Regions from separate parts of the Homo sapiens genome. Here region 2 is linked to region 1. A link is a contact called in ENCODE Hi-C data. All regions are on one chromosome and are shown on one strand. Each heading gives the region's core, a stretch centred on a gene start or an enhancer-like site at or near the end of the contact. The rest is flanking DNA. Distances are from core to core; before and after follow the strand shown. Region 1 has its middle 73 kb from the start of LINC01436. Region 2 overlaps LOC100506403 (a long non-coding RNA gene).

Region 1 (3,865 bases), core at 329-2,828:
CTGCGAATTTGAAGACATGTGGTGTATTTAAGTGCTCTCCTTCTTGCTTTATTATTCCTGTGGGTCCTCCTTCCTTCTCCTTCTAAGTCAGCTCTTGGCTCCTTACCTCAAGTGCCTACTGAGGACATTTGGGCTCATCTACTCTTTCTCTCAAGATCCCTGGGTCCAAGAACTGGTCAACCCTCTCCCAACATGATTTTGAGCTAAATTATCTATTGCCTTTTTTTTTCTTCATTCCTTTCCTTCTTGAAAGATGTCTACAGTCTGCCTTGGTCCTTTAGGGGTCAGTATACCCTCTTTCTTTCTCACTCTCTGGCTGGCTATTGTCGTGTGTGTGTGTGCACACACATATGTGATTCAGTGACTTTCTCCAGAGGCGCCTGGCTTGAGTGAGTTGGTTCTGTGCCATTGGGAGGAGGATAGTTTCTTCCCCACAGGGGCAGCGCTGCTCTGACTTAGGGAGTTTAATGTCTTGTCAGATGTTGATGCTTTTACTTCCCTTCCTGTTTCAACTGGAATGAGTCATATTTGAAAATATTTTCATCCTTTTAGTGACTATATTGAATAACACACATTTTTCATTATTATTTACTGCAATTAACCTTAACCTCATTCTTTTCTTCTTTTAAACATTAGCACAGTTATTTCTATTATTATCTAGGTTCCCTCTGTCTCTATACTTAGCTTCATTAAAACGGATTGCAGCTTAGATAGGTTGAGAAACAGTCTTTTTTAATTTCTGGAGACTCAGCTTTCATTAATGCAATAATGAAAACTATGGTGGGAGAGTGTAGATAGTTGGCTAATAGATTGTCCCAACCTATTTTAGATCGGCTTTCTCCTCATTTGTCCTCCCCTAAACCAAGCTACTTATAAATGTTCTCCAATTCTGAGCTCTTTTTTTTTTTTTTTTTTGAGGTGGAGTCTCACCCTGTCACCCAGGCTGGAGTGCAGTGGCATGATCTTGGCTCACTGCAATCTCCACCTCCCAGGTTCAAGCGATTCTCCTGCTTCAGCCTCCCCAGTAGCTGGGATTACAGGCATGTGCCACCATGTCCAGCTAATTTTTTTTTTTTTTAAGTAGAGATGGGGTTTTGCCATGTTGGCCAGGCTGGTCTCGAACTCCTGACCTTAGGTGATCCGCCTGCCTTGGCCTCTCAAAGCGCTGGGATTACAGGTGTGAACTACCACACCCGGCTGCGTTAATTAAACTTCCTTTACTGCCCTGAGCTATTCTTATGACATTTCTTTGAGACAGGACAAGTGACTCAGTCTCTTTGTAATTTATTGAGTTCTTTGATTAAAAGAGACCATTACCAGCTAAAAATTCTACCCTCTGCCCTCGCTTTCACATCCTTCGAATGGATAAAGGGAAGATCTGTACAACACAGCCAGATATCAATACTGCTGCATCGTGTGCCTGGCTTCCTGGTGGTAGCCACCTGCTGCTTAGAAACTGTTTCAAAGGGGAACTGGCGTACTTCCCTTTTAAGCAAGAGTTACAGCGCAAAAGCTGCCTCAGTCATAATTTCTAACGTAGTCATCTCCTCTTTATAAGTGCACTTCCTCAGAGACCTGTGGACATAAACTGAATGTGTTAGGCAGAGACCTTTCAAAATTTAGACTTGTTTTCTGGACAGATGCCAGATTTCCTGGATGGCTGGTTACAATCCCCTTGTCCACCCGCGCAGTGCAGCTAAGATTGTCTGTCTGAATCATCATCCTTTTTTAGTGTGTACTTAAAGTGGAAGTGATGTTTTCCAGACCCTGTGTAGGAATGAGCTCATGTCATGAGGTTTTGCTCTGATGTTGGTTTCTCTCAGTTAGTTTAGTGACATTAGGATCTGAAGGCCGACGAATGGCTTTGATACCATTTTAAGGTGTCTTCCATTTCCAGTACTCCAGGATTATTGGGAAATTACTGGGGAGATGAAGACATTATGTAAGGTGGCAGGTCAACCTACTAGTTATTCACAGCCATTGGAAGATACTATGGGACTGTTAATAGTATGTGCTGAAAAGACTTCTCTCTTGTTGCTTTAAAAAAATGTAGTTTATTTACATGTATATTGACTTCTTTATGGTCCTATCCTAAGTGGATAAATGGCTGAATTCTATTTTTCTGCTAAGATTTTAGGCAGGAGAGTATTTTTCATGAATGTCTTGTAAATCATTAGTAAATGTTCTCTGACAAAGGGTTCCATGGCTAGATAGGTTTGAGAAATGCTGGGGAAGAATATGATGATGTCACCCGTAGGACATTTACATTGCTCTTCCTGATGCTGATATACAAATATATGTCTGTTTAAATTGATTTAATGATCTAATAAAAACTAAATTTCTCCTCTGAGAAATTGATGAAAACAACCAACCGTGAATATCCTAGCAAACTGTTTTCATGTCTGTTTTCAGATAAGCATTCCCTGAAGAATTTTATTTATTCATTTGTTTATTTGTTCATTGAACACATATCTATTTTGTGCCTTCTCTGTGCCAATACTTAGGGAAACGCTGCACCTTAATGAAAAGAAGGCTGTGGCAGACATGGCTGGTCTCAGCCATCCCTTTCCTTTAGTAAAGTTGAGTCCAATGCAGCCCAGAACAAAGGTTATGTTTCCCAGCTTCCCTTGCAGCAAGAACTGCCACATGGCCCGTGGGATGTGACCTTGAGGGCTATGTGCAGAGTTGCTGTGGGGCCTCTATGCACAGGCTTAGGTATGCACAGGTATGCACGTGCTATGTGTTTTGGATGGCAGAACAGCAGGACAGGAAGAGCGGGAACTCTGATACTATGGAGTGTTATAACACTTTGAATATTTATGATTAGACCATATTTAAAATAAATAAACTATTATCAATTTAAGTTACTGTTACTTTGACCTTTTTTAATGATAGCCAAACTAATAACCTAACTGATCCAGAAAGGATTTTCAATGATCAGGCATTGTCATAAGATTCAGTAGGCACATTTAGGAGCTTTTTTTTTTTGAGATGGAGTTTCACTCTTGTTGCCCAGGCTGGAGTGCAATGGCGTGATCTTGGCTCACTGCAACCTCTGCCTCCCGAGTTCAAGCGATTCTCCTGCCTCAGCCTTCCCGAGTAGCTGGGATTACAGGCATGGCCCACCACGCCTGGCTAATTTTGTATTTTTAGTAGAGACAGGGTTTCTCCATTGTTGGTCAGGCTGGTCTCGAACTCCCGACCTCAGGTGATCCACCCACCTCAGCCTCCCAAAGTGTTGGGATTACAGGCTTGAGCCACTGTGCCTGGCCACATTTAGGAGCTTTTAAAAGTCAAGCAGTACATAATGACCATCTCAGTTTAGATAAAAGGCCTGAATATAGAAGGGTAACTTTTGTGAGCTTCTGAAAGTTCTCATTCCTACATTTTGAGAGAGGAAATGAAAGACCTAAGGAACTGAAATTCCTTTCAGTGATGGTGGAGAGAGGCCCATGTTCTTTTCACTGCTTTAGCCAACATATGTAGAGAAATAAGGCCAGGTTTTCATATGATGTCTGAATTTGCCCAGTTAGTCCAGGGGGGACAGGCGCTCAACATAGATTCAAGGGTTTTAAAATAATCAACATTTATTTTTCAAATTCCTTCTATATATCTTTGTAAAACAAATTCTGGCATAGCAAACTTCCTTCTTACCAACAGGCTACCTCTATCCACATAGTGGGCATATGTAAACACACGAGTATATATATTTAGATGTGGGTTCGGCATAAAATAGCTTTTTCTTCCTAAGTAAGGAAAAGAAAACCTCAACGCATTACTAAATGTGACATTTTGGATCCAAGTAGACAAAAAGAACCACGTGAAAATGTGCTAAGCTTCCACATAGTTAGCAACATGTCACTTT
Region 2 (3,441 bases), core at 529-3,028, 400 kb after region 1:
GGCTGCTCCAGGGCCACAAGATAGGGAACCTTTCCTTCCCCAGTCATCATTAGCTTTAGCCAAAGCAGGACAGGTGGCGGTGGTGACAGAACAGAGTTGTCCTCTTCTCTGTGGAGTTTGCAGCTATACCTAAGGGCAGCCTTGCTCTTTTCATCTTGCTAGTCCTTTAAAGGGAAGACCCTGTGTTTGAAAAAGCCTATGAATGCTACCAGGGGAGGAAAAAGCCCTGAAGAAGACACCCGTGGCCCAGAGATTCCTGTAGCTTCAGAAGTACCTGCAGAGACCACTTCCAACTACTCAAAATCTAGAGGTGGTGGTGACAGGCAGGAGAAGTCAACTAGCAAGAGTTTGCCCTTTGTACAGACTGTCCTGTGTTCCACCAGTGGGGAGCTTCTCCATCTAGTTCACACCATAGATTGATGGTTGCCTTCTTGTGTCTTAACACATGAAGTTTTAACAGTATGTACTTATGCCGAAGACTGAATTTATCATAGTTAGGTGACTAGCCAGGCTGGCTTGCCTGGGACTCGGAGTTCTCAGGACATGCAAATTTCAGTGCTCAAACCAGGAAAGTTCAACATACACCCCGATAGGTTGGTCACCCCATAGTCAAATTTGAAGTTAGAGAGTTATTTAGAATGGGAATTGCAATCCTTTGATTACATCACTTAATCACCACCACTCTATCTTGGCTATTGCTAAATTCTTTATCTGAGTTGTCTTGTAGCAAAGACCTTTTTGAAAGCTGAAAATTCCACATTGTGCTGTTTTCTTAACCAGTGGGGCATTTGAACTCAAAATGACATCAATGTGCTAGAATGCATACATCATGGCTTTGAAAAAAATAGGTCTGAGAACGAGGCAAAGTAAAACTAAGCAAACAGATAAGAATAGCAACCAAACCTGATCTTAGTCCAAAGGCCTAGAAGGGATGACAACAATTCTAAGTTTTTACATTGCCTACCTTGAAACCTATGATTGATAGTAATGGATTAGCGTGATGTATACTGTGTTCATTAAAGTGAAGGAGACCGGATAACTCACACAAGATAAATACTTTATTTATGAATGATTAAAATATTTTACAGCCATCTATCATCGTGAGCTCGAATGTAGTTAAAAATCAATTCGAAGTGAAAGTGAAAGGAGAGAGGCAGGAGAGGAAGACGTCTCCTCTCCCTGCTTCTGCCTTTGGCCTCAGGGTTATAATGGTCCTGCCTGAATGCTTGCATTGCTTGGTTCTTTGCTCAAGCAGCCTGGTTTAGTTGGGGTTCAAGGCCAAGCTGTGCAATAACAAACCCTGACAGGCTTTAATAAAGAGATATACAGCGTCTCGGATGTATTTGAGGGAACGCTGATGCTTGTGGTTTTGTATATGGTTATGGTAAATAACTAGCCCGCTAATTCTTGTGGTCGGCCTTTGCTGGGAGCGCTGGACCACTGGAGACCCATTTAACCCGAATCCCCCGCACCTACAGAGAGCCTTGCATTGCAGTCACAACAAGCAGGGCAGAGGCAGGGGCTGCCGGCCTGCGGCTCATCTCCGGGCTGAGTTCTGCTCACTTTTCCTCCCGCAGGAGCAGGATGGGCTGTGAGGCTGACAAGCCTGACCAAGGCGGCAGAGAACTTTCTACGTGTTGTGTTGTCACTCCGCGTTTCCCCTTTCCCCATGACTGATTCCTGGAGATGCTCTCTGTAAATGAGCCCAAGTGGGAGGAGAGGCTGACTGCTGAGTCCTCAGCAGTGCTGGAGGCCCCCGGGGGGGACAGCAGCTTCACATCCTGACAGGAGGCACTCAACCCGAACCGGAGCTGCAGGCGCCTAGGGTCCCTGACTCAAATTAGGGCGGGTGCGCCAGGCTCCGGACCTAAACCTACATCTTTCTTTTTCAACCCTTTTCAACTGCTTAGCATTTTATCTTTCTAACTGTGCATAGAAGAACTTAAGAGGGAAGTGGCATTTTGGACAGCAGCAGCCACAGAAAGGAAAGTTGCAAAACTGCAATATATCATTTTGGAGCAAATGCCTACCTACAGCTCATGGTCTTGGCTCATTTTTAGGAGAATGAAAGGGTTTGATACTGTTTGACTTCATCTCACCCAGCAACTTGAGACTAGGGTTCATCTAATGCCACCCCCACCCCATGCATATTTAAAGGTCTATGACTCAAAACCGTCTATCCTTTATCAAATGAAATGTGGAGATGATGACATGACTGTACTCCCACTCCCCTCTGAATGTGCAATTCTTAGATTTAAAAAGGCAAGAGAGGCATTGTTTCCCAGACCCTCCTTCCCTCCCCACAGTGTCCACTGAGAGAGATTCCTTTCCCAACATCACAGGAGACTCATGGCATCTTCTGTGCTGACCTCATGAGCTTCTCAGGGCATTTTGTTGCCCATTCTCCTGCCATTGGATCCTGAATTGGAGACGGGAGTACAAGGAAGGTTCTATAGAATCACCAGGCTTTCCTTTCCCCTGGTGTGTCTAACTTTTGACAGATACCCATTCTTCCACACATCCACAGGGAACTACGAGAGAAGTTGTGAGTTACTGATGTGCACTGAGTGTTTGTGGTCCCCTCCCTGAATTTCTCTGTTGAAGTCCTAATCCCTAAAGTGATGGTATTTGGAGATGGGGTTTTGGGGGTGATAGGTCATGCGGGTGGAGCCCTCATGAATGGGATTAGCACTCTTAGGAGAAGACACAGGAGAGAGATGATTGCTCTCTTCCTTATGTAAGGATTCAGAGAGTAGCCAGTCATCTGCAAACCAGCAAGAGGACTCTCACCAGGAACAGAATTGGCTGCCACCTTGATTTTTGACTTACAGCCTCCAAAACTGAGAAAGTCATGCCTGGTGTGTAAGCTGCCCCATCTTTGGTATCCTGAATGGCAGCCTGATGTGACTGCAATAGTGATGAGCTCACCATGCACCTGCTGCTGGAAGTTCTTGTTAGTTTCCTGCTGCTTCTGCCCAAGGATAAGAAAGAAGATGATGTCTCTAAAGACCAGGGCCCCTCCACCCTGTATATTTTACCATTATTGTTTCCCCTGTTCCAGCAATACTACTTCTCTCAGTCCTGTTTGGGTTGCTCTAATGAAAATACCATAGACTGGGCGGCTTTCACACAAAAGAAATTTATTTCTCTCAGTTTTGGAGGATGGGAAGTCCAAGATCAAGGCACTGGCAGATTTAGTGTCTGCTGAGGGCCCAGTCCTAAGAGATGGCTGTTTTCTCCCTGTGCCCCCACAGGGTAGAAGGGGCAAACAATCTCTCTGGGATCCCTTTTATAAAAGCAGCAATACCATTCTTGAAGTCTCCTCCCTCATGACCTAATCACCTCCCAGAGGTCCCACCTCCTAATACTATTACCTTAGGGTTTAGTAGGACTGGTTTCCCAGAAGCCCCTCTCCGTGGCAATGTATGAATTTTGGGAAGA

The links. A loop is a pair of places that touch in the nucleus more often than their neighbours do. Pooled maps may share reads with other maps.
Region 2: a loop to region 1 is called in a map with no recorded cell type, with 12 times the contacts of the local background. The contact joins two enhancer-like sites. A Hi-C loop is called at or near these places in 1 of 168 maps with a recorded cell type or tissue (PC-9), 1 of 37 single-sample maps with no recorded cell type and 10 of 50 pooled maps.

What each region holds. Positions count from the first base shown.
Region 1 is chr21:35,930,189-35,934,053 of GRCh38, reverse strand. No RefSeq gene overlaps it. Among named protein-coding and RNA genes, the nearest start is that of LINC01436, 73 kb to the left of the region's middle. Within about 2 kb of position 1,578, at least 24 of the 41 ENCODE cell types and tissues checked have a DNase peak (open chromatin) inside an H3K27ac peak, as active enhancers do.
Region 2 is chr21:35,527,053-35,530,493 of GRCh38, reverse strand. All of the region lies in intron 1 of LOC100506403 (a long non-coding RNA gene), which reads left to right. Among named protein-coding and RNA genes, the nearest start is that of MIR802, 190 kb to the left of the region's middle. RefSeq lists enhancers at 1,733-1,912, 1,933-1,982, 2,043-2,162. Within about 2 kb of position 1,778, at least 14 of the 41 ENCODE cell types and tissues checked have a DNase peak (open chromatin) inside an H3K27ac peak, as active enhancers do.